Linked DNA regions of Homo sapiens: region 2 is linked to region 1. A link is an interaction called in ENCODE POLR2A ChIA-PET data of the cell type or tissue named here. Cell type or tissue: K562. All regions are shown on one strand. Links, peaks and the distances in the headings refer to the core of each region. The heading gives the core; the rest is flanking DNA.

Region 1 (11,982 bases), core at 4,182-8,181:
AAGATGAAACTGCTGGAAGCATTTTTTTTTTTTTGCTTTTTTTTTTTGAGATGGAGTCTCGCTCTGTCACTCAAGCTGGAGTGCAGTGGTGTGATCTTGGCTCACTACAACCTCCGCCTCCTGGATTCAAGCTATTATCCTGCCTCAGCCTCCTGAGTAGCTGGGACTGGACTACAGGTGTGTGCTACCATGCCCGGCTAATTTTTTTATTTTTAGTAGATATGGGGTTTCACTGTGTTAGCCAGGATAGTCTAGATCTGCTGACCTCCTGACCTCATGATCTGCCCGCCTCGGCCTCCCAAAGTGCTGGGATTACAGGTGTGAGCCACTGCGTCCAGCCAGCTGGAAACATTCTTAAGCTTCTCGGCCCCTCAGCCACAGCTTCCAGTTCAGCAAACGCCTTGAGGAAAAGGCAGCATCTCGGTACTCGTGGATTTGCCCTGTCTCTGGGACCTTAGCTCCTCAGGTTCCCCATGACTTCGTAGCCTTGAATGCTGATTTTGCCCCCCAGTCCCGTTAGACTGCTGAAAACTCTGCTGAGCTTCTGAGTCTCTTTGCCATTTCATTTTGATTGACATCTTGGCCGTCCAGCCCTTGGACGTGCAGCGGTAGTGATTCAATGTGCTCCTGATGCAAGGAGAGTCAAGCAGGTCAGTAGGATAGAATCAAGTCCTGTGTTGCTTACACAGGGACTTATGCCTTGAAGTGAAAGGCAGCTCCGGATGTCAGGCTTACTTCCATGTGCTTCTCTTCAGCATCTTGGCCCCTTGCATCCTGGTGGTCTTGGCAGCTCTACAATCTCTTGAAATAGTTTAGTTGTTTAATTCAGCTTTCTAATTGTTCTCAGCAGAAAAGTGTGTGTAACACCATTTAGTCTGACATAGCCTGAAGCTGAGTCCCATGACAAATGCTGTATGATTCATTAGCTTCTCCGTTCATCTACCTGGTTCTTCTCTCAGGCTGCTCACACCTTTTGCCAAGCTCCTCTGTCCATTCTCTTCTATCTTCACTTCTCATACCTCACTCACTCATGCTGGTGCACCAGTCCAAGCTTTTTTTTTTTTTTTTTTTTTTTTTTTGGTAGAGATGGGGTTTTACCATGTTGGCCAGGCTGGTCTCAAACTCCTGACTTCAAGTGATCCGCCTGCCTCTGCCTCCCAAAGTGCTGGGATTACAGGCATGAGCCACTGTGCCCGGCCTGTGCCTTTTTGAGTGTGTAAAAATTTTACATTGTTTTCCATTTTAACAGTGGAATGGTGTTGACAGGTGAGATTTTTCAGAGCCAGTGACTGGATGTGGTGAAGCTTGTTTTGTTCTTAGCATTCATCAGTTCAGGTTCCAGCCTGTCTGATGACTTGTTGGTATTGTTTATTGTTTGTTTGTTTGTTTTGAGATGGGGCCTCACTCTGTCGCCCAGGCTGGAGTGCAGTGGTACAATCTCAGTTCACTGCAACCTCTGCCTCCCAGGTTAAAGCAATTCTTATGCCTCAGCCTCCCAAGTAGCTGGGATTACAGGTACGCGCCACTTGCCTGGCTAATTTTTGTATTTTAGTAGAGACGGGGTTTCACCATGTTGGCCAGGCTGGTCTCGAACTCCTGACCTCCAGTGATCCACCCTCCTTGGCCTCCCAAAGTGCTGGGATTACAAGGGTGAGCCACCACGCCTGGTCTCAGTTGCTGTTTTTTTTTTCTATTTTATCTTTCCCTTGTGGTTCTGACTTTCTGCCCCCAGGCTTGTTTTTTTTTTCTTTTTCTTTCTTTTTTTTTTTTTTTTTTTTGAGACGGAGTCTTGCTCAGTCGCCCAGACTGGAGTGCAGTGGGGCACTTTCCACTCACTGCAAGCTCCGCCTCCTGGGTTCACGCCATTCTCCTGCCTCAGCCTCCGGAGTAGCTGGGACTATAGCTGGGACGCCACCATGCCTGGCTAATTTTTTTTTTCTTTTTTTGTATTTTTAGTAGAGATGGGGTTTCACCTTGTTAGCCAGGATGGTCTCGATCTCCTGACCTTGTGATCTGCCTGCCTCGGCCTCCCGAAGTGCTGGGATTACAGGCGTGAGCCACTGCACCCGGCACTCCCATGCTTGTTTCTTAGTTTCTTTTCAAGATGTTTTATAGTGTGGAGGAGCTAGTTGGGAATTCGAAGTAGAAATCAGTTAGGCTTGTCTTCCTATAAAAAGGCAGCACAGAGATTGGTTGCATGCAAAGTATTTAAGCACGTTTAATAGTGATAAGGTAGCTGATTGTATCTTTTAGGCCCAGGAATTTTGTGCTAATTAATAACATTCATTAGCCTCTCCTTATCTACATCGTATAAGCTTGGAGTACCCTAGACTGTGATGATAGTTTTATTTTTCATTTTAGGTAACCAGAAAAATTCAGATACAATTTACTGTTACCATTGGGTGCACACTTTACTTGCTTTATTCTATTTATTCCTCACCATAGCCCTGTGAGATCAGTATGGTTTTTTCCAGTTAGACTTTGCCACAGCTAATGAGTGGCAGCACTAGCATTTGAGTCCAGGTCTATCTGATTCCCAGTCGCAGCCACTTAGCCCCAGACTGTGCCGCTTTCCGCATAGCTGTCCTGCCATGGATATTATCTTGGCCTCCTGGGAGTGATCTTGCAGAATTGCATAGGAGCTAGTCCATTTCGCCCCAAGCAATTTGTGTTAAAGAATGAGATCGTGTAACATTTATTGCTAGGCAAAAACTGTATCTAGGCAAGAGAGGGCCTTCTGAGGATTCTCTGTCTCCTTGAGATAGAACATGTGGCAACTTATTTTGGCAAAGTACAAGCTGGTGCATTATTAACTTGATGTGAGTCAGGATACATGCTGTATGAGTTTTTATTTATGTGCTGTCTTGAAACCAGAACATCAAAAAAGTGAATTAACTGAAGTAACTTATTATATCTGTTATTCTTGATTTCAGGGAAGTTTAATTAGCATTGACAGCACCTGTACAGAGATGGGCAATTTTGACAATGCTAATGTCACTGGAGAAATAGAATTTGCCATTCATTATTGCTTCAAAACCCATTCTTTAGAAATATGCATCAAGGCCTGTAAGAACCTTGCCTATGGAGAAGAAAAGAAGAAAAAGTGCAATCCGTAAGTTGTTTTTTTTAAGTTTAACATGAGACATATTGATTCCAAAATGTATATGAAAAAGTAAAAGTCTAAGAATAACCAAGACAATTATTAAAAAAAAAAACAAAATGAAAAGGCTTACTTCAAGTATTATTATAAAGCTGTAGCAATGCAAACAATGTGTTATTGATACAAGGACAGAACAAGTCAGGAAAGTAGAATCAAAAGTCCAGATACAGACCTTAGCGTATATGAAAACTTACATGATCAAGGAGTGTCTTAGTCCATTTCGGCTGCTGTGACAGAATACCATAGACCAGGTGGCTTATAAACAAGACAAATACATATCTCACAGTTCTGGAGGCTGGGAAGTCGAAGCTCAAGGTGCTGGTAGATTTGGTATCTAGTGAGGGCCCCCTTTCTGGTTCTTAGATGACTGTTTTCTTGTGTCCTCCCATGGTAGAAGGGACAAGGCAGCTCTCTTCGGGCCTCTTTTATGAGGGCACTAATCTTGTTCATGAGGGCTGCACCCTCATGACCTAATCACTTCCCAGAGACCCTACCTCCTAATACCATCACATTGTAGGTCAGGCTTCAACTATGAATTGGTGAGCGAGGTGGACATAAACATTCAGTTGTGGAGCTATTACAGATCAGTGGGGAAAAGTGGACTTCAATAAATGATGTTGAAAAATTTGGCTTTCCACGCAGGAAATACAAAATTAAAATCTTGATTCACACAATCCATAAAGAGATTTAAAATGTTATTCTCACTGACAGACATGAAAAGGTGTAGCACCATTATAATAATAATAATAATAATATTATTATTATTATTATTATTTTGAGGTGGAGTCTTGCTCTGTCACCCAGACTGGAGTGCGGTGGCGCAATCTCGGCTCACTGCAACCTCCGCCTCCCGGGTTCAAGTGATTCTCCTGCCTCAGTCTCCTGAGCATCTGGGACTACAGGCGTGCACCACCACGCCCAGCTAATTTTTGTATTTTTAGTAGAGACGGGGTTTCACCATATTGGCCAGGCTGGTCTCGAATTCCTGACCTCGTGATCCACCCACCTTGGCCTCCCAAAGTGCTGGGATTACAGGCATGAGCCACCACACCCGGCCAGCACTATTATTTTAATGTGCATTTCCCTTATTACTAACAAAGATGAGCAACTTGTTTTAAAAAAAAAAAAATAGAGACAGGGTCTCACTATGTTGCTCAACCTGATCTTGAACTCTCAGACTCAAGCAGTTCTCCCACCTCAGCCTCCCAAAATGCTGAGATTACAGGTGTGAGCCCAGCCTTTTGAGCCACTTTTTATATATGCATTTGCCACTTAGGTTTATTTTATTTTGTTTTTTTGAGACGGAGTCTTGCTCTGTTGCCCAGGCTGGAGTGTATTGGCACGATGTCAGCTCACTGCAACCTCTGCCTCCTGGGTTCAAGCAATTCTCCTGCCTCAGCCTCCTGAGTAGCTGGGATTACAGGTGCCCGCCACCACACCTGGCTAATTTTTGTATCTTTAGTAGAGACGGGGTTTCCCCGTGTTGGCCAGGCTGGTCTTGAACTCCTGACCTAAAGTGATCCACCCGCCTTGGCCTCCCAGAGTGCTGGGATTACAGGCATGAACCACTGTGCCTGGCCAGGCTTATTCTTTTGTGAGTTTTCTATTCATATCTTTTGCCCATTTTTCTTTTTAAAAATTTAATTAATTAAAATTAATTTTTTTTTAAGAGACAGGGTCTTTCTTGCTTTGTCACCCAGCTTGGAGTGCAGTGGTGCCACTATAGCTCACTGCAGCCTCAAAGTCCTAGTAGGCTCAAGGAATCCTCTCACTTCAGCCTCCTGAGTAGCTGGGACTACAGGAGTGGAGTGCAATGGCACGATCACAGTTCACTGCAGGCTCAAGCCATCTCCCTGCCTCAGCCTCCTGAGTAGTTGGGAGGCACATGCTTGTAGTCTCAGCTATGTAGGAGGCTAAATTTGTAACTTTTTTTTTCCAGCTAGATTTTTTAACTTATTTTTGTAGAGACAGGGTTTTGTTCTGTTGCCAAGGCTGGTCTCAAACTCCTGGGCTCAAGCCATCCTCACACCTCAGCCTCCCAAAGCTCTGGGATTACAGCCATGAGCCACTGCACCTGGCCTCCCATTTTTCTATTGGATTGTTTATTGTTTTATTTATTTACCAGAGGCTTTTTGTTAAACCTAATTTAAATAGGTTTAAAAATTATTTATTAGTTATATGTATTGTACGTATTTTATCCATCCTAGCTGTAACTTGTTTTCTAACTTGTTTATTATGACTTTTCTTGTAGAAAGTTTAATATCAAATGTATCAAGCTTTTCCTTTAAACTCTCTGCTTTTTGTGTCTGTAGAAGAATTCCTGTGGCACCCAAGGGTTTAAATACGTTCTCTGGTTTCTTCTTATCGTTTTTTTTTTTTTTTCCCCACACTTAGATCTGTTCACATTACAAGCGGAATTGATTTTCTATATATAGTTTAAGGCAGGGGCCTCAGTTTTGCCTTTCTTTTTTCTTACATGGGGAACTTCTGGCATACTGTTTTAATTACCAGCTAAAGAGTGATGATGGGAAAAGAAATCAATTGTTGATTTAATCAAACTCTCTTCTGCTCTGAAATTTTTAGTAGCTCTTTAGTACCAGACAAATTAAGTACACATTTCTATAGCACTTGTGGTTCCTTCGTAACAGAATCTCTCCTATTGTTCTAGTCTTAGCTTTTATTATTACTCTTCCTGTACCGTCTACCTCAGGAAAACTGGAATAGTCTTTGCCCCAAAAGTATTTCCTGACTTTTAAATTTCAAAATTTGAGGAATGCAGTTAAAGCAGTGCTTATATTTAAAAGAAAAAGACTTAAAATGAATTATTTAAACCTCCACCTTAAAATGCTAGAAAAAGGCTGGGTGCTGTGGCTCACAACTATAATCCCAGCACTCTGGGAGGCCAAGGCAGGTGAATCACCTGAGGTCAGGAGTTTGAGACCAGCCTGGCCAACATGGTGAAACCCCATCTTTACTAAAAATACAAAAATTAGCCGGGCATGGTGGCAGGCACCTGTAATCCCAGCTACTAGGGAGGCTGAGGCAGGAGAATCCCTTGAACCAGGGAGGTAGACGTTGCAGTGAGCTGAGGTCACACCATTGCACTCCAGCCTGGGCAACAAGAGCAAAACTCCGCCTGAAAAAAAAAAAAATAGAGAATACTCAAATACCAGTATAGGAATGAAAGAAGAGACAACATGACAGCACTTGCAGACATTCAAGTATAATAAGGGGGTCAGGCTGGGGGCTCATGGCTGCAAGCCCAGCACTTTGGGAAGCCGAGAAGGGTGGATCACCTGAGGGTCAGGAGTTCAAGACCAGCCTTGCCAACATGGTGAAACCCCGTCTCTACTAAAAATACAGAGAAAATTAGCCAGGCATGGTGGCATGTGCCTGTAATCCCAGCTACACAGGAGGCTGAGGCAGGAGAATTGTTTGAACCCAGGAGGCAGAGGTTGCAGTGAGCCAAGATCATGCCACTGCACTCCAGCCTGGGTGACAGAGTGAGACTCCCTCTCATTAAATAATAAATAAAAATTAGCCAGGTGTGGTGGCACACACCTGTAGTCCCAGCTACTTGGGAGGCTGAGGTGGGAGAATCACCTCAGCCCAGGAGGGCTGTGATTGTGAGCTAAGATTGTGCCACTGTACTCCAGCCTGGGCAACCAAGTGAGACTCTGTCTGAAAAAAAAAAAAAAAAAAAAGAAAGAAAAAAATATATAATAAGGGGATATTATGTAAAACTTTGTGCTAATAAATTTAACAGCTTAGATGAAATGAACACCTTCTTTTCTTTCTCTCTTTTTTTTTTTTTTTTTTTTTTTTTAAGAAATGAGGTCTCACTATGTTGCCCAGGCTGGTCTCAAACTCCTGAGCTCAACTGGTCCTACTGCCTTAGCCTCCCAAGTAGCTGGGATCACAGGTGCACACCACCGTGCCCAGCCAATTAAAAAAAATTTTCAGTAGTGATGAGGTCCCACTATGTTGCCCAAGCTGGTCTCAAACTCCTGGGCTCATGCAATCCTTCCGCCTTGGCCTCCCAAAATGCTGGGATTACAGGCATGAGCCACCACACCTGGCTGAAATCGACACATTCTCAAGAGACACAAATTGCCAAAACTGACATGAAATGAAATAGAAAACCTGAATAACTCTATATCTGTTAAAGAGATTGAATTGGTAATTTGGCATCATCTAGAAGAGTTGAAGGGGCATATACCCTATCACTCCTGGTTATATGCCAAGAGAAGTGCTTGCACATGTGCACCATGAGCAGAGGGAAAAACTAGGACATAAGACAAATGTTCATCAACAGGATAAATGACTTGTGTATTCATTCAGTGGAATGATACGTAGGATTAGAGATGAATGAGCGGCAGTTACAGCAACATAGATGAATCCCAAACATAATATTGAGTGAAAAAAAGCAAATTATGGAAGAATGTATACAGAATGATCCCATTTATATAAAAGTTCAAAAACAGGGAAAACTAAGCAGTACATTGTTTAAGGAGACACATCAAAATGGTGAAACCATAAAGAAAACCAAGGGGGTGATAAATATAAAATCCAACGTGGTTATTACCTGGTTACGGGCAGGACTGTGATAGGGAAGTCACTGGTTATGTTCTGTTTCCTAAGCTGGGGGGCAGGGGTACATGGGTGTGCACTTTATTATAATGCTTCCAACCGTATAGGTATATTTTATATATTCTGTTTTACATATTTGAGATTGCATGAATGTGTAATGCTCAGTAACTTAAGAGTAAATGAACTGTGAAGAATTAGAGATGGAGTTTTGAGGGATTTTTTGTTTTGGTTTGATTTTTTGAGACAGAGTCTTGCTTTGCCGTCTAGGCTGGAATGCAGTGATGTTATCATGGCTCACTTCAGCCTTGACCTCCTGGGCTCAGGTGATCCTCCAACTTCGGGCGTCGAGTAGCTGGGACTACAGGTGCACACCACCACACCCAGTTGACTTTTAAATTTTTCGTGGAGATGAGTTCTCCCTGTGTATTGCCCACGCTGGTCTCAAATTCCTGGCTTATGGAATCCTCCCTGAGCCAGGTGCCTGGCCAGTTTTTGGGTTGTTTTGTTTTTCTTTTTTGAGATGGAATTTCGCTTTATTGCCCAGGCTGGAGTGCAGTGGCGCGATCTCGGCTCACTGCAACCTCCATCTCCCAGGTACAAGCGATTCTCCTGCCTCAGCCTCCTGAGTAGCTGGGATTACAGGTACATGCCATCATGCCTGGCTAATTTTTGTATTTTTAGTAGAGACAGGGTTTCACCATGCTGGCCAGGCTGGTCTGGAACTCCTGACCTCAGGTGATCCGTCCACTTCATCCTCCCAAAGTGCTGGGATTATAGTTGTGAGCTTCTGCGCCTGGCCTCCTGGCCGATTTCGAGTATTTTCACAAAAAGCTTAACCTAGGGGGAAGAAGAGACCCAAGACTGGGGCTAAAGAAGGGCACAGATAGAGGAGGCTCACTGTGATTTTTTACTTTGGAAAGTAGAGCCTGTTTCTAGCCTGTGGAGAGGGGGCTTGGGCTGCTGCTGGTTGGGGGGTCATTGCCATCACTGGGGCTGCCAGAGGAGCCATGAAGGGCAGCGTAGGGGCCTGTATGGAGGGGTCAGCCTAGAACAGGACAGGACATGTCTTCCTCTCCGCCTGGATTTCAGGGGCTGGGTGAGTGCAGATGGAGACATCTGTCATGCTGCGTGCGACCTCTAGACTCAGCAGAATCCCACTTCTCAGCGGTTGGGAGGAGCAGAGTCTTTGAGGCCCCTGCAAGGAAACAGCACAGTGCGAGGCATATGCTTTCTACTTCCACTTTTTTTTCTTTTGCAGGTGGTGGGTGGCAGAAGGGACGGGAATCCGGCTCATGGCCTTGACATCCAGGCAGGCGAGAGAATCTCTAGTTCCATGGTCTTCGCCAAATGGAGTAGGGCCTGAGGAAGGCAGGACGAGCTTCACACCCCCAGGAATATTCCAGAGGGTTATGTGGCTAGCATTTGACCATAGACTGCATGGATCAGAAGCTGCCCACCCAGCACTAACGTTGCTCACTATTAGGCTATTAAGTCCTTTCTATCAACCCAAAAATTCCAGCAGGAAGCCTGGTAAAGAAAACGCTGGCATGTGGGTTCTCTGCTGCCCCCAAACTCTTTATCCACCCCTTTCCCTGAGTTCTCACTCTGTCCCCGCTGTGTTTGGCCCCTAGGTATGTGAAGACCTACCTGTTGCCCGACAGATCCTCCCAGGGAAAGCGCAAGACTGGAGTCCAAAGGAACACCGTGGACCCGACCTTTCAGGAGACCTTGAAGGTACTTGCTGGACAGATATTCCTGTGCAGAGTCCTCCCGAGCCCGGGTGGAGCGCCTGGGGCAGAGTCCAGTGGATGGTGCTTTCAAACTCTTGACTCAGTTAGATATAATACAGACACCTATATGTTTCTTCGCAGCTCTGTCAATCAGTGTTAAGTTGGTAGAAAATAAATGTCAGCCTTTGTACAGGAAAAGTGCAGAGTCTGCCAGACTCAGGAATGGCTTTTGATTAATGATTTCTGAGAAGATGGTGAAAAAGAACCTGGCTGCCTCTTTGTCTCGGGCTAACACCGGGGCACAGGATAATTTTAAACATTAGTTTGTCTTAGTGAATGTTTCTGTCAAAGAGGTGCTCTCAGACAGAGTGCCCTGAAAATTAAACTCCTGAGTTACTGTCTTTGTAAAAGTGCCCCTTTATTGTATTTCTGACAAACTCAGGTTTCTTCTAATTTTATTTTTTTTAAATGAATCCTTTTATGAAAAATCTTACAAAGGAATTGTTTGGGTTTTCACTTTCTATGATACTAGGAAATGTGATTGATGGTTGAGGGCAGAGATGGGGCCATGCGCTCTGATGTCGGGTGGAAGGCTGCAGCTGAGGTCTGGTATCTGCAGAGAGCTGGCTGTGGTGGCCCCAATCTTGGTGCAGGGTGAGGGGGGTAGCCCAGAGCTGCAGAGGCTACCCTGCCGGGGCTGGGCAGCCAGAGGTCCCCTCGTCTCATGCCTATGACAGGAGAGGGCTTTGTTTGCCTTTCTTGGCAAGTAGGGGGTGTCTGTGAGCTGCCAGCCAGGGGCCATCTGGGCAGCTGGCACAGAGCCCTGAGTTCATTAAATAATAATAGCCCTTGTTTCCTGGGTCCCTACTGTGGCCAAGTGCTTTATATACAGCCTGGGGTAATTATTAGAATCCTCATTTACCCACGGGGAAACTGAGACCTAGAGAGTCCTTAGAAATACAGCTCAAAGCCACAAAGGACTGGCAGTTCTCAAAATTTGTGTGCGTAAAATCCCATGGGGATTTACATTTTTAAAACATTTCTTCTTTTCTTTTTTTTTTTTTTTTTTTTGAGATGGAGTTTCACTCTTGGTCGCCCAGGCTGGAGTGCAGTGACATGATCTTGGCTCACTGCAACCTCCACCTCCCAGGTTCAAGCGATTCTCCTGCCTCAGCCTCCTGAGTAGCTGGGATTAAAGGTACCCACCACGATGGCCAGCAAATTTTTTGTGTTTTTAGTACAGATGGGGTTTCACCATGTTGACCAGGCTGGTCTTGAACTCCTGACCCCAGGTAATCTGCCCACCCCGGCCTCCCAAATGCTGAGATTACAGGCTTGAGCCACCACGCCAGGCCTAAATTTCTTATTTTCTAAGATGCCCCTGTACTTAGAACTGGGGATTTTTTTAAAATGCAGATTCTGGGCCGGGCGCGGTGGCTCACGCCTGTAATCCCAGCACCTTGGGAGGCTGAGGCGGGTGGATCATGAGGTCAGGAGATCGAGACCATCCTGGCTAACATGGTGAAACCCCGTCTCTACTAAAAATACAAAAAATTAGCCGGGCGTGGTGGCGGGCGCCTGTAGTCCCAGCTACTTGGGAGACTGAGGCAGGAGAATGGCGTGAACCCGGGAGGCAGAGCTTGCAGTGAGCCGAGATAGCGCCACTACACTCCAGCCTGGGTGACAGAGCGAGACTCCGTCTCAAAAAAAAAAAAAAAAATGTAGTTATATAATTGGAGTTAAAAGGTTACCTACCTTAAAATGTACACAGAATCTCAAAGATATCACTTAAAATTTTTATCCATGGGTCTTATCTAGTATATTGTGAATATTTTATAGTCCTGGGAAACTTTCCAGTTACAATTAAAATAATCGGCATCTCTAATTGATCCTAAATGCAAAATAACCCAACACCGGCCAGCCTCATCCTTAATAGAAATATGCATAAGATGCGAAGGATGGGAAGCCGGGGAGGCCGATCCAGCATTAAAAGTCTCGCTAGAAGCCAGTATTTCCAATCACAATCACACCTTTGTGCAGCACCCAGGCTTTGTGCGACCTGAGGTGAGCCATCAGAGTACGATTCAGGTGGATGAGGCTGTGAGAACTGTCTCCAGCCAGTTTTGAGAGAAGTGCACATCAAATGCGAGGATCTAGAAATTGATCCTCAAATTTTTCTGAGCAGAGTACTTCTTGGCAAGCCTTTCTGGACCCAGGGAGACTTGTACCCCATTTGACACCACTGTCCTGGGGGCCTGGAGAGGATGAAGTGATCTCACTGGGTGACATTGGTCATTGCCTGGCCCTGCTCTCAAATGATCCTTACACCTCATTCCCAGCTGAGCCTGGAGCAAGCCTTGTGGACCTAACAGGGCTATGGAAAATAGGTCTGGTTTGAAAAGGTAGATTCTAGGCTGGGTGTGGTGGCTCACGCCTGTAATCCCAGCACTTTGGGAGGCCGAGGCAGGCGGATCATGAGGTCAGGAGATCGAGACCATCTTG
Region 2 (11,982 bases), core at 4,646-8,645, 87 kb after region 1:
CATGGTGGCACACGCCTGTAGTCCCAGCTACTCGGGAGGCTGAGGCAGGAGAATCGCTTGAACCCAGAAGGTGGAGGTTGCAGTGAGCAGAGATCGAGCCACTGCACTCTAGCCTGGGCGACAGGGCGAGACTCTGTCTCAAAAAAAAAAAAAAAAAATTTAAGCCTTCTGATAACCAGGGAAAACAAATTTCTGTAGCAGGTAACGAATGTTACCTGACCCTGTGGAATCTTACTGAATATCAAAAGGACTCGTTCCAGAAGGAAGTCATCTTGTAATGTCCTGGGCAGTGCTTCACCCTAGGCTGAAACATGGGCCACATACTTCATTCACCAATCAGTGAGCTATAAGGGAGAGCAAGACAGATAAATCTTGAAGTTTACGCTTAACTAAAACTTGGCCTTTGGCTGTTTGGGTTTTCCCAGACTTCCCATGAATTTCCATGAAATCAGCATTGTCACTTTGTCAATCTGCCGTTCCCAGCCACCTACTCAGACTGGGTCCTCAGGTCACCCTGAGAATGTGACTGGGGAATACAGAGACTGGGACGTGGAGTCCAAGGGCAACTGACTGTAAGGTCTGGGTCTGGTCCTAGTTCTGCCATTGACCCTGAGTGTTGGCACAGCGGCCATCTGAGGGACGTGCTAGCTGGGAGGTAGGCTGGCCAGCTCTCAGCTTCTGCGCATGGCTGTTGCTATGCTAGAACATGAGCCCTGTCCTGCTACCTGTCTCATTTTCAAGAAAACCCTGAAATCCTGATTTTTATGTGACATTTCCCAATTCTTTTTTCTCTTTGAGATAGTGTGTCACTCTGTTACTCAGGCTGGAATGCAGTGGTGCATTCTTGGCTCACTGCAACCTTGAACGTCCAAGCTGAAGTGATCCTCCCACCTGAACCTCCTAAGTAGCTGGAACTAGAGGTGTATGCCACCATGCCCAGCTAATTTTTAAATTTTTTGTGGAGATGAGGCCTCACAATATTGCCCAAGTTAGTCTTGAACTCCTGAACTCAAGCAATCCTCCTGCCTTGGCCTCCAAAGTGCTGGAATTACAGGCATGAGCCGCCACCGTGCCCAATTCCCAGTTCTTAAATATTGGCAAATGAGTTACAGTTTTTTTCCAAGATCCTCTGCAAGCCAGATGAGACGTGTGCAGGCCAGATGTGTGTTCCTCCCTGCCTTCTGCTCTGCAGATCCACTTAGTGTCTGTCCTATACGTGGGTTCAACCAGGTAACTTTTTTTTTTTTGAGACAGAGTCTCACTCTGTCGCCCAGGCTGGAGTGCGGTGATGTGGTCTCAGCTCACTGCAACCTCTGCCTCTCGGGTTCAAGTGATTCTCCTGTCTCAGCCTCCCCAGTAGCTCGGACTACAGGCGCGTGCCGCCACGCCCAGCTAATTTTTGTATTTTTAGTAGAAATGGGGTTTCACCATATTGCCCAGGCTGTTCTCGTGACCTCAGGTGATCTGTCCGCCTTGGCCTCCCAAAGTGCTGGACTACAGGCGTGAGCCACCATGCCCGGCCTTAACCAGGCAACTTCTAATGTCCCACTAGGCTTCAAAACACTGTCACTCCTGGCATGCTTGACTTTCCCTGGTGACAGTGCTGGCAGGGACTGTCCTCCCTGAGTCTAGGTGTGGTAGAAGACACACAGGCCCATCCACGCAGCCTCTCATTCTGTGCACACGCAAAGGCAGCTCTCGTGGTCGCATTTTCAGTTTGGGGAGTTGTCATGTTGGTAACTGTAGGCCTTAGACTTAAGGGACATTCGAGGAGGGAGTGACCCCCTTTCGTGGTGGACACAACACCCTAAATGGCTAGCCTCAGCTCTTCCTCCCTGGCAGGCCCCATCTATGCTGACCGCCCTGGTGGGGTTCTGAGCTGTACACCCCAACCCCTTACTCTGCCAATAAGAAAGAGTGGCTTCCATGTTTCTGCACACTTCCTTGCCAGCAGGGTTGTGTTTTGCTTCTAGACTGGCAGCGTCCACAGCCCTCTCACCAGTGAGCACCTCTGACGGCTCCACATCCCATCTGCCCCATTGTTGTGGCTGTGAGAGCTGTTCAGGGTTGGTGGAATGACCACCACAGCAGATGGGCATTGAGTGCAGGGTCCCTGCCCTTCCAGGCAGCTTACTTTCAAAGGCACGGCCATTCCACAACACGCTTCTCCTCCTGGATCTACCTACAGCAAAGCTGGGACTATTGGCATGGATTTCCTAAGACTTGCTTTCATTTCGAAATTGTTTTTAAGAAAGAAAAAGTAAAAGCAGCTCCGCACAATGGAAAAGCTACTTTGCATCTCATCTCCAAGTGGAGCTGACCTGGATAGTCATCCCCTGGTTCCTAGGTGGGGCAGGTGCTAACTGGCGGGTGGGCAGGGATGACGCCCATAGGAATGTTGACAAACTGGGTTTTGTGAATCTCCCGAAGCTCAGAACTCTGATGGCATCGATTCTTGGTGGCTCTTCCTCCCTTCTCTTCCCTTTATCCCAAGGTCTGGCCATCGGATCCTAGAACTTGCAACTGAGAAGGGGGAGACCTGGCTTCCATGTAGAGGACACACGATTTCCTCCCCTCTGAGGGGGCTCGTGAGGGTGACTGTCGGGCCTCTCCTGGAGCCTCAGAGAAGGACTCACTTGTCTGTGGGTGAATTTGGAAGGAGAACCTGGGCATACAGAGCCCAGCCCTTTGGCTCACTCTTCCTCTTGGGAGCTGACCCGCCCACTGCTCTATCTCTTCCAGCCATGCATGTTGTGGGGCCTGGTCCCCTGTGGATGGCCCATGGTGGCCTAGAGCTGTCTCTGCCAGGGGGCATATTTGTCTAATTCCATCATGCAGTTTTAGGCAGTCCATTTGCCTGTAGATCGAGGCCATGCCCTCCAACGGTGGCTTTATCAGCAGTAAAACTTGCAGGTTTCATCTCCCTTGTCTCATTCACTGGCCCTTTCACATTGCAACCAGCACCTCTGCTGGCTCCCAGGCTGCTCCGCTGGAGCTGAAAAGAATGAATACCCATCTTCAGCAACTGTATCTTTCCCCCTCTTAACTTAGGCTCGGGAATCAAGCTTCCCCTAAATAATGAATTGGACTTTATTCTCTCTAACCATACCAGCTCTCAAAACATTGGAAGCCAGATTTACTGGGTCCAAATGTTTATGTTTATGGTTAGTTACATCAAAGAGACTTTGTCATTAGTAAAAGTGTTTTAATTTAAGGCAGGAACTTGGTTATGGCTCCTTGAAGACATCTGCTTACATTGCCTGGTGTCTATCCCTGTATCTGACACCCAGAGAGCTTAATAAACATTTTTATTCCATCAGTTTGGTTGATTGAATGAGCCTGGACTTTTTCCTTTGTAACTCTCCAAAGCACTGAGCTCTCAGCAAAACAGAACCAACCAAGATGTGGCGCTGACTGACTCAACTGAACGTTTATCCCCAGAGACTTCTGATAGCGATCCTACCTATTCGAATTGAATCCAGCTCTTTATGTTTTAATTACTTCTTGTTATTCTCATTTTCTTTTCCCCATCATCCTAATGTGTTTAACATGTCTGTTTATATGTATTTTCCATAAAGTATATATTATTTAACGTACACATGCTTTCAATTTATTTATTTATTTATTTATTTATTTATTTATTTATTTATTTTGAGATGGAGCCTCACTGTGTCACCCAGGCTGGAGTACAGTGGTGCGATCTCTGCTCACTGCAACCTCCGCCTCTCAGGTTCAAGCCATTCTCCTGCTTCAGCCTCCCGAGTAGCTGGGACTACAGGCGCACTCCACCATGCATGGCTAATTTTTGTATTTTTAGTAGAGATGGGGGTTTCTACGTGTTGGTCAGGCTGGTCTCGAACTCATGACCTCAGGTGATCTCCGCCTGCCTTGGCCTCCCAAAGTGCTGGGATTACAGGCATGAGCCACCATGCCCAGCCAGCTTTGTGTTTTTAACATTCATTTTTAGAAGTATTTTCTCTCCCCCTTTTCAGAAATATATTCTCCTTCATTTTCCTTTCTTAGCATTTTAGTTTACCATCCACATTTGGGACTTTCTCTGGAAATAGAGTCCACCCTTCTGTGCAGTTAAATTTTATTTTTCTCCATACAGATAGCCAGTTTTCCCAGCTCCATTTACTTCATGATCCACCCTTTTATTATTTATTTATTTATTTTGAAATGGAGTCTCGCTCTGTGGCCCAGGCTGAAGTGCAGTGGTGCAATCTCGGCTCACTGCAACTCCACCTCCCAGGTTCAAGCGATTCTCCTGCCTCAGCCTCCCAAGTAGCTGGGATTATAGGCGTGCACCACCACACTCAGCTAATTTTTGTATTTTTAGTAGAGACAGGGTCTCACCATGTTGACCAGGCTCCCAGCCTCAAGTGATCCTCCCACCCCAGCCTCCCAAAGTGCTGGGATTACAGGTGTGAGCCACCACCGCCAGCCACGATCCATCCTTTTCCCATTGATTTGTGATGTCACCTTTATGGTATATTATATTCCCATGTGTCCCTGGGTCTATCTGCTGGTTCTCTGTTCTGTTCCATTGGTCTATGCATTCTTGCATCTGTGGGCTATGTCTTTGCAGCAGTAGATATTAACCTCTGATGGGGCACATTTTCTCCTCATTGTTCCTCTTTTTTCACCGTGGATCTTCATGAAATTCCACTGTAAGCAAATGAATCTCAGGAAGATCTCTGCAGGAGCTGCTCCACTAAATATTTCACCTTAACTTTTGTCTCTTCATATCATGCTTATTGTTTGATTGTTAAATGTGAAGCATTCTTTATTTTATTTATTTTTTTGAGATGGAGTCTCGCTTTGTCGCCCAGGCTGGAGTGCAGTGGCATGATATCCACTCACTGCAACCTCTGCTTCCAAGGGTTAAGTGATTCTCCTGCCTCAGCCTCCTGAGTAGCTGAGATTACAGGTGTACGCCACCACGCCCAGCTAATTTTTGTATTTTTTTATTAGAGACGGGGTTTCACCGTGTTGGCCAGGCTGGTCTCGAACTCCTAACCTCAAGCGATCCACCCACCTCAGCCTCCCAAAGTGCTGGGATTACAGGCGTAAGCCACCACACCCAGCCAGCATTCTTTAAAAATACGTTTTTGTTATATAATTCAGACTGATGTTTCATTTCTACTCAGTTATAATTATTGTGAGCGTTTTGGCTAGGTACAGTGGCTCACACCTGTAATCTCAGCACTTTGGGAGTCTGAGGCAGGAGGATCGCCTGAGCCCAGGAGTTCGAGGCCAGCCTGGGCAACATAATGAGACCCCCATCTCTATTTTAAAAATTACTGTGATCATTTAAAACATAAATCTCTGAAAAAGTGAATGCTCTATCATTTGAGAAGGGCTCATTTGTTGCTAAAGGAGCTAGGCACACACCCAGGACGATGGCCCAGCTTGCCTGTCGTGTGAGTAACCGGGCAGCATAGCCTTGCCATCTGGACATCCCCAGCCACTCAGGGAGTCATACAAGAACCCTTGTTTCCACTCCAAGGCCTCTGCCAGGCAGGACACACGGTCAGATCGCCCCTGAAGGCTCTCAAGTACTTGCTTGGCATTCACTGGTTCCTAACTTCTGCATTGTTCTCAACTCCTTTCCTCCCTCTCCCACCACATCCTCTGTTCTAATCCCTGACAGTTCCACTTTTATATCCATTTTCTCCTTCCCAGCCTCCAGAGCCCTCTCCCGCCAGCTAGAGCCAACTCAGTCCATCTGAACCCTGTGCTAGCCCCAAGGGCTGACCTGGACCCAACAGCCTTGGGCTGTAGCAGTGGACACGTGTCAGGGTGGCCCGACTTTGGCTTTGTGCTTCGACTTTTTGTTCTCAGCTTGCTCCCTGGATCTGGTCAGTCATGTAACTAGTCTGTTTTCTCAGCCATGCATTATTTATTCTTACTAATTAAGCACACTGGAGGGTCCTGATTATTGGAGCTTTGTTCTCTCCCTCACCTGGGTGCTTGCCAGGTAACTTCCTTCCCCAGATGACCCAGATCCTTGAGAACCTGGGTGGTGTTTGCTCTTCTGATTCCTTCTCCAAGGAATTAAGAGTCGAGCATGTGGGGGTCCTACCACCTATTGACCAATCTCTTGGATGCAGATCACCACAAACTGTAAAAATCGCCTTTTCCACATTTACTGGCTCAGGTTGCTCTGAGGGGTGGATACTAATATCTCCTCCCCACGAAGGAGGAAGCGGGGGCTCAGAAGTTAAGTGGCTTAGCCAAGGTGTGTGGCCAGAGGCGGTGGAGCCAGGGCTGCCCCTATACGGCTGATTGTCACAGCCCTCACTCCTCTCCTGCGTCACAGAGCCCCACCTCCCGGGCCCCACTCCGCCTCGTCCTGCTGCTGGCTGGGTCTGAAATGAGATAAGCCTATATTGAGAAACTCAGTTCCTCCGCCCTGGACAATTACAACAATCTGCACGTTTGCCCCTTTATCCATTCATTCGACCAACGGATCGTCATTAAGCACATCATTTGTGCCAGACAACGCTTCAACATGGCTTATTTTTTAGTTCAGCATTGACTGAGCAATCAGAGCTGTGGTTTGGATTACGGCACGCTCCTGCTCCCAAACCTTCAACGACATAGCTCAGGACAGGGCCTGCTGGAGCCAAGGAAGGCTGGGCAGACTGGGCAGTCAGGGAGAAGCTAGGACCTGGAACCACGCCCATCCGTGAAGCTGGGAAGGCCAAGCACAGTGTGCAGAGGGCATGGCCAGGGCAGGCTGGGGTCTGGGAGGCTCAGCAGCAGGGGGGCAGGGAGGGGCGGGGCATCGAAGAGGTCCCTCAGGGCAGGAGGATGCAGGGCAGGGAGAAGCTAACCAGACTCAGGGAAGATCCTAGGGCCCAGCCCCTCCCAGTCAGGGAAAGAACTCCAGACCCTGTGAAAGGTGAAAAAGGAGAGGAGGGTCCTTCTGCCATAGGACCAGGCTGCTACACCTGCTTTTATAAGGCCGGTGATGCCTTATAAAAATTGAGGCAGGCCAGGCATAGTGGCTTATGCCTGTAATCCCAGCACTTTGGGAGGCTGAGGCGGGCAGGTCACCTGAAGTCAGGAATTGGACACCAGCCTGACCAACATGGAGAAACTCCGTCTCTACTAAAAATACAAAATTAGCCGGGCATGGTGGCGCATGCCTGTAATCCCTGCTACTCGGGAGGCTGAGGCAGGAGAATCACTTGAACACAGGAGGTGGAGGTTGCAGTGAGTCGAGATCGTGCCATTGCACTCCAGCCTGGCAATAGAGCAAGACCCATCTCAAAAAAAAAAAAAAAAAAAATTGAGGCAGAAAAGGGTAACACATCGTGGCTAACACAGCAAGGGGATGCTTGCTTCAGGAAAGATGGGTCTGGAGCCCAGGGGAGACAGCTTGGGTCCCAGGGGGCCTGACTCATTGAGCAGGGGCACAGGAGGTGCCGGGGAGCACACAGCTGACGGCTGCACCCCAGAGTCCTGTGTGGAGGATCCACAGCCCTCCGGGATCCGATCCCCACCGCCGGTGTACCCACCACCCTCTTCTTTCCTACACTGTGGTCATGTGGCCTTCTGCCCTCTCCCAGGCTGATCGCAGTCACCCCTGCTGCTGCTCCTGGACTTGTACTTTCCTGCAGCCCACCTCTTTACTTCCTCAACCCTACTTATCCTTTAAGACCCAGTGCAAAGGCAGCAGACCAGACCTTCCCATTCTGTTTTAGCCACTCCCCTGACCTCAAGTTCTGCTCACTTGCTCACTGCTCCCTTGCCAGCTGTGCCAGGTTCCTAGGGCTGCTGTCACAAGGGACCGCAAACTTGGTGGCTGAAAACAACAGAAATGTATTGTCTCTCAGCTCTGGAGGCTGGAAGTCTCCCTCTGAAACCCACAGGGAAGGATGCTTCCTTGCCTCCTCCAGCTTCTGGTGGCCCCAGGCATTGCTTGGCTTGTGGCAGCATCACTGTCATCCCTGCCTCTGTGGTCACAGCCTCATCTTCCCTCTGTGTCTCTTCTGTCCTTATGGGAGCACCAGTCCTATTGGATTAAGAGCCCGCCCTACTCCAATGTGACCCCAAACTAATTACATTTGCAATGACCCTATTTCCAAATAAGGTCACATTAGGAGGTACCGGGGGTTAGGACCTCAACATATCTTTTTGGGGGACACAATTCAGCCCGTAACACCTGCTATTAGAGTTAGCTATACACAGGTCCGCATCCTTCATGACAGGTCTCCATCCTTCACAGCACTAAGTCCCTTGTCTACCGTTCAGTGGTTTTGGAATGAGACCTGGGTTTGCCACTCACCCTTTGTATAAACTGGAGCAAAATTCCCAAGCAATCTGTCCTTTCCCATCTGTAAAATAACCACAACACCCAGAGTCACTGTGCTACTCATTAGAGTCAATTCATGCACCTGGCGAGTGCCCAGGAAATTTTAATTATAACAATAATACAATAAATTAATAAATGTATTAAAACAATAATAACATTAATCAATTAATTATTAAATAAAACAATAATTAATATTGTGTGTTGAACATAGCAGGTGCTCAATAAATAAACGTTAGTCACCATTTCCTCTAATAGGTATGTACAAAACTAGCCAGCTAGCAGAACACTGGAGCTGAGGAGCTTTTCCAGAGGGAGGGGGAAGGGGTGGCCAACAAGCCCTGGAGGCCCCATCCGTCCCCTGCATCATGAGAATTGCTGAGGTGACTACGTGGCGCTGCCCATTCTTGCCTGGGTGGCAGGGAGATCCCGGTTCCCACTCCCACACCACAGAATCCTGGCTGTCTCTGTGGAAATGTGACGGTGGAGCAGGCAGAGACTCCACACCCGGCTCTGTTCTCTAAGGCTGTGTGTGGGTGTGTGCGTGTATGTATGTGTGTGTCTGTGTGTAAGGGCTTGGAAGACAGAGGCCAGAAGAGCCAAGAGTCCTTCCAAAAGGATCTGTTTCAGGCTGGGATGAAAGACGGCAACCACAGCATGCCCTCCGGCTCTGCAGGCCTTCCTGGTTTCTGTGGAGAACCAGATTCTTCTGTGGAAAGAGGATGGGTGGCAGACGCAGCCAAGCATTTGGAATCAGAGACCTGGGTCTGAAACAGAACTCTACCTTTGATGAGCTGGGTGACCTCAGTGACCGCAGCTTTCTCTCAAAGTGGGGCCGATAAAATCTGCCCTATCAAAGAAGAACATGATACAAGTGCCAGCTGTTAATATTTATGTCTCATTGTTGCCAACCCTTGAAGATAGGTTTCCAAAGCACATCCACATTTACAAAGTACTGTCACAGCTTTGCTTTGTTTCGATTTTCATTTAGACAACAAGAAGTAAAAAACAAAACTAAACCTTTTAATTACTATTAGAAAGAAAGGAATATGTCTAAGCTTCAGTATTCATCTGCAATGGGATCAAACTTGGCCTCCTTTATCCTCTGCATATTTTATGAACATCCAAAAATATATGCTTCTATTTCGAGGGATTTCCTCTTCTTCTTTAGTTGCTTCTTTATTTTTCTTTTTCATTTTTCTGACCCTATGTATTATATTGAAGAATTTCTTCTTCTTTTTTTATAATACATTTTATTTATTTATTTATTTATTTATTTATTTATTTATTTATTTGAGACAGAGTTTCACTCTGTCACCCAGGCTGGAGTGCAGTGGCACGATCTTGACTCACTGCAACCTCTGTCTCCTGGGTTCAAGCGATTCTCTTGCCTTAGACTCCCAGGTAGCTGGAGCTATAGACCTGTGCCACCACTCCCAACTAATTTTTTTTTTTTTTTAAGTAGAGACAGGGTTTCACCATGTTGGTCAGGCTGGTCTCGAACTCCTGACCTCAAATGATGGGCCCACCTCAGCCTCCCAGAGTACTGGGATTACAGGCATGAACCACTGCGCCCGGCGAGTTTCCTCTTCTTAAGAGCAAACTCTGACCCAGCATATGCCCTCATTAGACTTTAAACAAGACAAATCCTTCCATAGTAGACACTAATCATCATTTCCTTGAGGTTTATAGGTAAACTGTTTTAAGGTGACATACCTAAGTGGATGCAGGTTTTTAGAAAAGAAGATAGTGAAGGAATTTTATCCAGAAATCACACGTTTGAGAGACAGACATCATTATAGCAGATCAACACAGACACACTGCAAAACATGAGTAGTTTGGCCGAGCGTAGTGGCTCATGCCTGTAATCCCAGCACTTTGGGAGGCCGAGGTGGGCGGATCACAAGGTCAGGAGATCGAGACCATCCTGGCCTACATGGTGAAAACCCATCTCTACTAAAATACAAAAAATTAGCTGGGCATGGTGGCGCAAGCCTGTAATCCCAGCTACTCAGGAGGCTGAGGCAGGGGAATTGCTTGAACCCGGGAGGCAGGGGAATTGCTTGAACCCAGGAGGCAGAGGTTGCAGTGAGCTGAGATCGCACGACTGCACTCCAGCCTGGTGACAGAGCAAGACTCCGTCTCAAAAAAATAAGTTTTATTATTAAATTTAAACTTTCCAGCAAAGCCAGTGAGGGTGATGGATAAGATGCACATAGATAACCGGAGAGAGGCACAAAGTGTGATGAGGTCAGAGAATAAATAGCTCACATTCTTTGAGGGCAATAAGGACCTAAAGTCTTTCTTCTGTTGTGGGAGAGATGAGAGCCCAGATAAAGAGAAGGGAATAAACTATGGCAGGCTGGTGATCTGAGGTAGAAAAGCAAGTTTCTTTTTTTTTTTTTTGAGATGGAGTTTTGCCCTTGTTGCCCAGGCTGGAGTGCAAAGCGTGATCTTAGCTCACTGCAACCTCTGCCTCCCGGGTTCAAGCAATTCTGCTGCCTCAGCCTCCTGAGTAGCCAGGACTACAGGTGCCCACCACCATGCCCAGCTAATTTTGTATTTTTGGTAGAGATGGGGTTTCACCATGTTGCCCAGGCTGGTCTCGAACTCCTAGGCTCAAGTGATCCTCCCACCTAGGCCTCCCAAAGTGCTGGGATTACAGGTGTGAGCCACTGTGCCTGGCCAGGGTGAGTTTTTTCACCCAGTAATTTTTGTTCCCTTTTATTGGCCTGAACTTGTCTGAATCCCCTACCCTCCTCCATACATACATACTAGCTACTAGAAGGTATAAAAGAGTAGGAAATAAATGTCTTAAATCTTTCCAGATTAACAAATTTGTATTGAGCTCTGATAACTCTAATGAATCATTGAGCAACACCAAAGTTTGAAAATGGTTGATCTCACTTGAGATTAACTTTGAATGTGTTGCTCCTGGTTTTGCAATTACCTGACAGGTTCTTCCTGTCTGCTGCACAAAATTAATCCATTGAGACCATGGCATTGCAGTAAAGAAAGAGTTTAATTGATTTGAGGCTGGCCATGCCACATGGAAAAAGAGACACTACTCAATCTCCCCAAAAATTCGGAGGCTAGTACAGTTTGGAGGCCAAGTACAGTTTAGTGGGCAGGGAGCTAAGGAAGGGACAATGCTGATTGGCTGGGGAATGCAATCACAGGACAGTGGAGAACGGCCCTCTTGTGCTAAGTCCACTTCAGGGTGGGGACCCCCAGAGGAGTTGCTGGTCTGGCTGGGGCCATCTGGTAGTCAGCAATGCAAAAGCCTGAAAAGACATCTCAAAAGGCTAGTCTTAGGTTCTACAATAGTGATGTCATTTATAGGAGTAACAGGGAAGTTGCAGATCTTGGGACCCCCGGAATAATGGCTGGTAGTCATTTTTTTTTTTAATTAGAAAAATTATTTATTTCTGCTCCTTTCATACATCTTATTGTTCAGGAAACAGTCTTACATACATATCTGAAATAATCTACCGTCACACACTCTAGTTAAAGGCAAAGCACCATAGGTAAACCTGATCAGCTGTCCAGAGTTCTCAGCTTATGGAATCTTGCTTCTTGATTTTACGTTAATTTCTGAAAACAGAAACGCCATCTCCAAAAGGTGTTAAGGGGGTTGTAAAAAATAATCACTTTATTTGATA

What was found. Peaks named below come from ENCODE experiments on the same cell type or tissue, not always from the same donor. Only the 100,000 strongest peaks of a DNase experiment are listed, where the experiment ranks them.
Region 2: POLR2A ChIA-PET joins it to region 1 with 9 read pairs; 8 of 35 experiments call an interaction of 5 or more read pairs at or near these places.

Annotation. Positions count from the first base shown.
Region 1 is chr6:158,742,547-158,754,528 of GRCh38, forward strand. SYTL3 (synaptotagmin like 3) reads left to right here. Exons shown (of 18, transcript NM_001242394.2): 12 at 2,934-3,112; 13 at 9,382-9,484. Among named protein-coding and RNA genes, the nearest start is that of MIR3918, 16 kb to the right of the region's middle. In K562, for the core only: no CTCF peak of the experiment used is centred there; no DNase peak of the experiment used is centred there; H3K27me3 peaks cover 366 bases.
Region 2 is chr6:158,829,401-158,841,382 of GRCh38, forward strand. It overlaps the pseudogene OSTCP1. Among named protein-coding and RNA genes, the nearest start is that of EZR, 16 kb to the left of the region's middle. RefSeq lists enhancers at 5,865-6,555, 6,556-7,246. In K562, for the core only: no CTCF peak of the experiment used is centred there; a DNase peak (open chromatin) is centred at 6,341; H3K4me3 peaks cover 406 bases.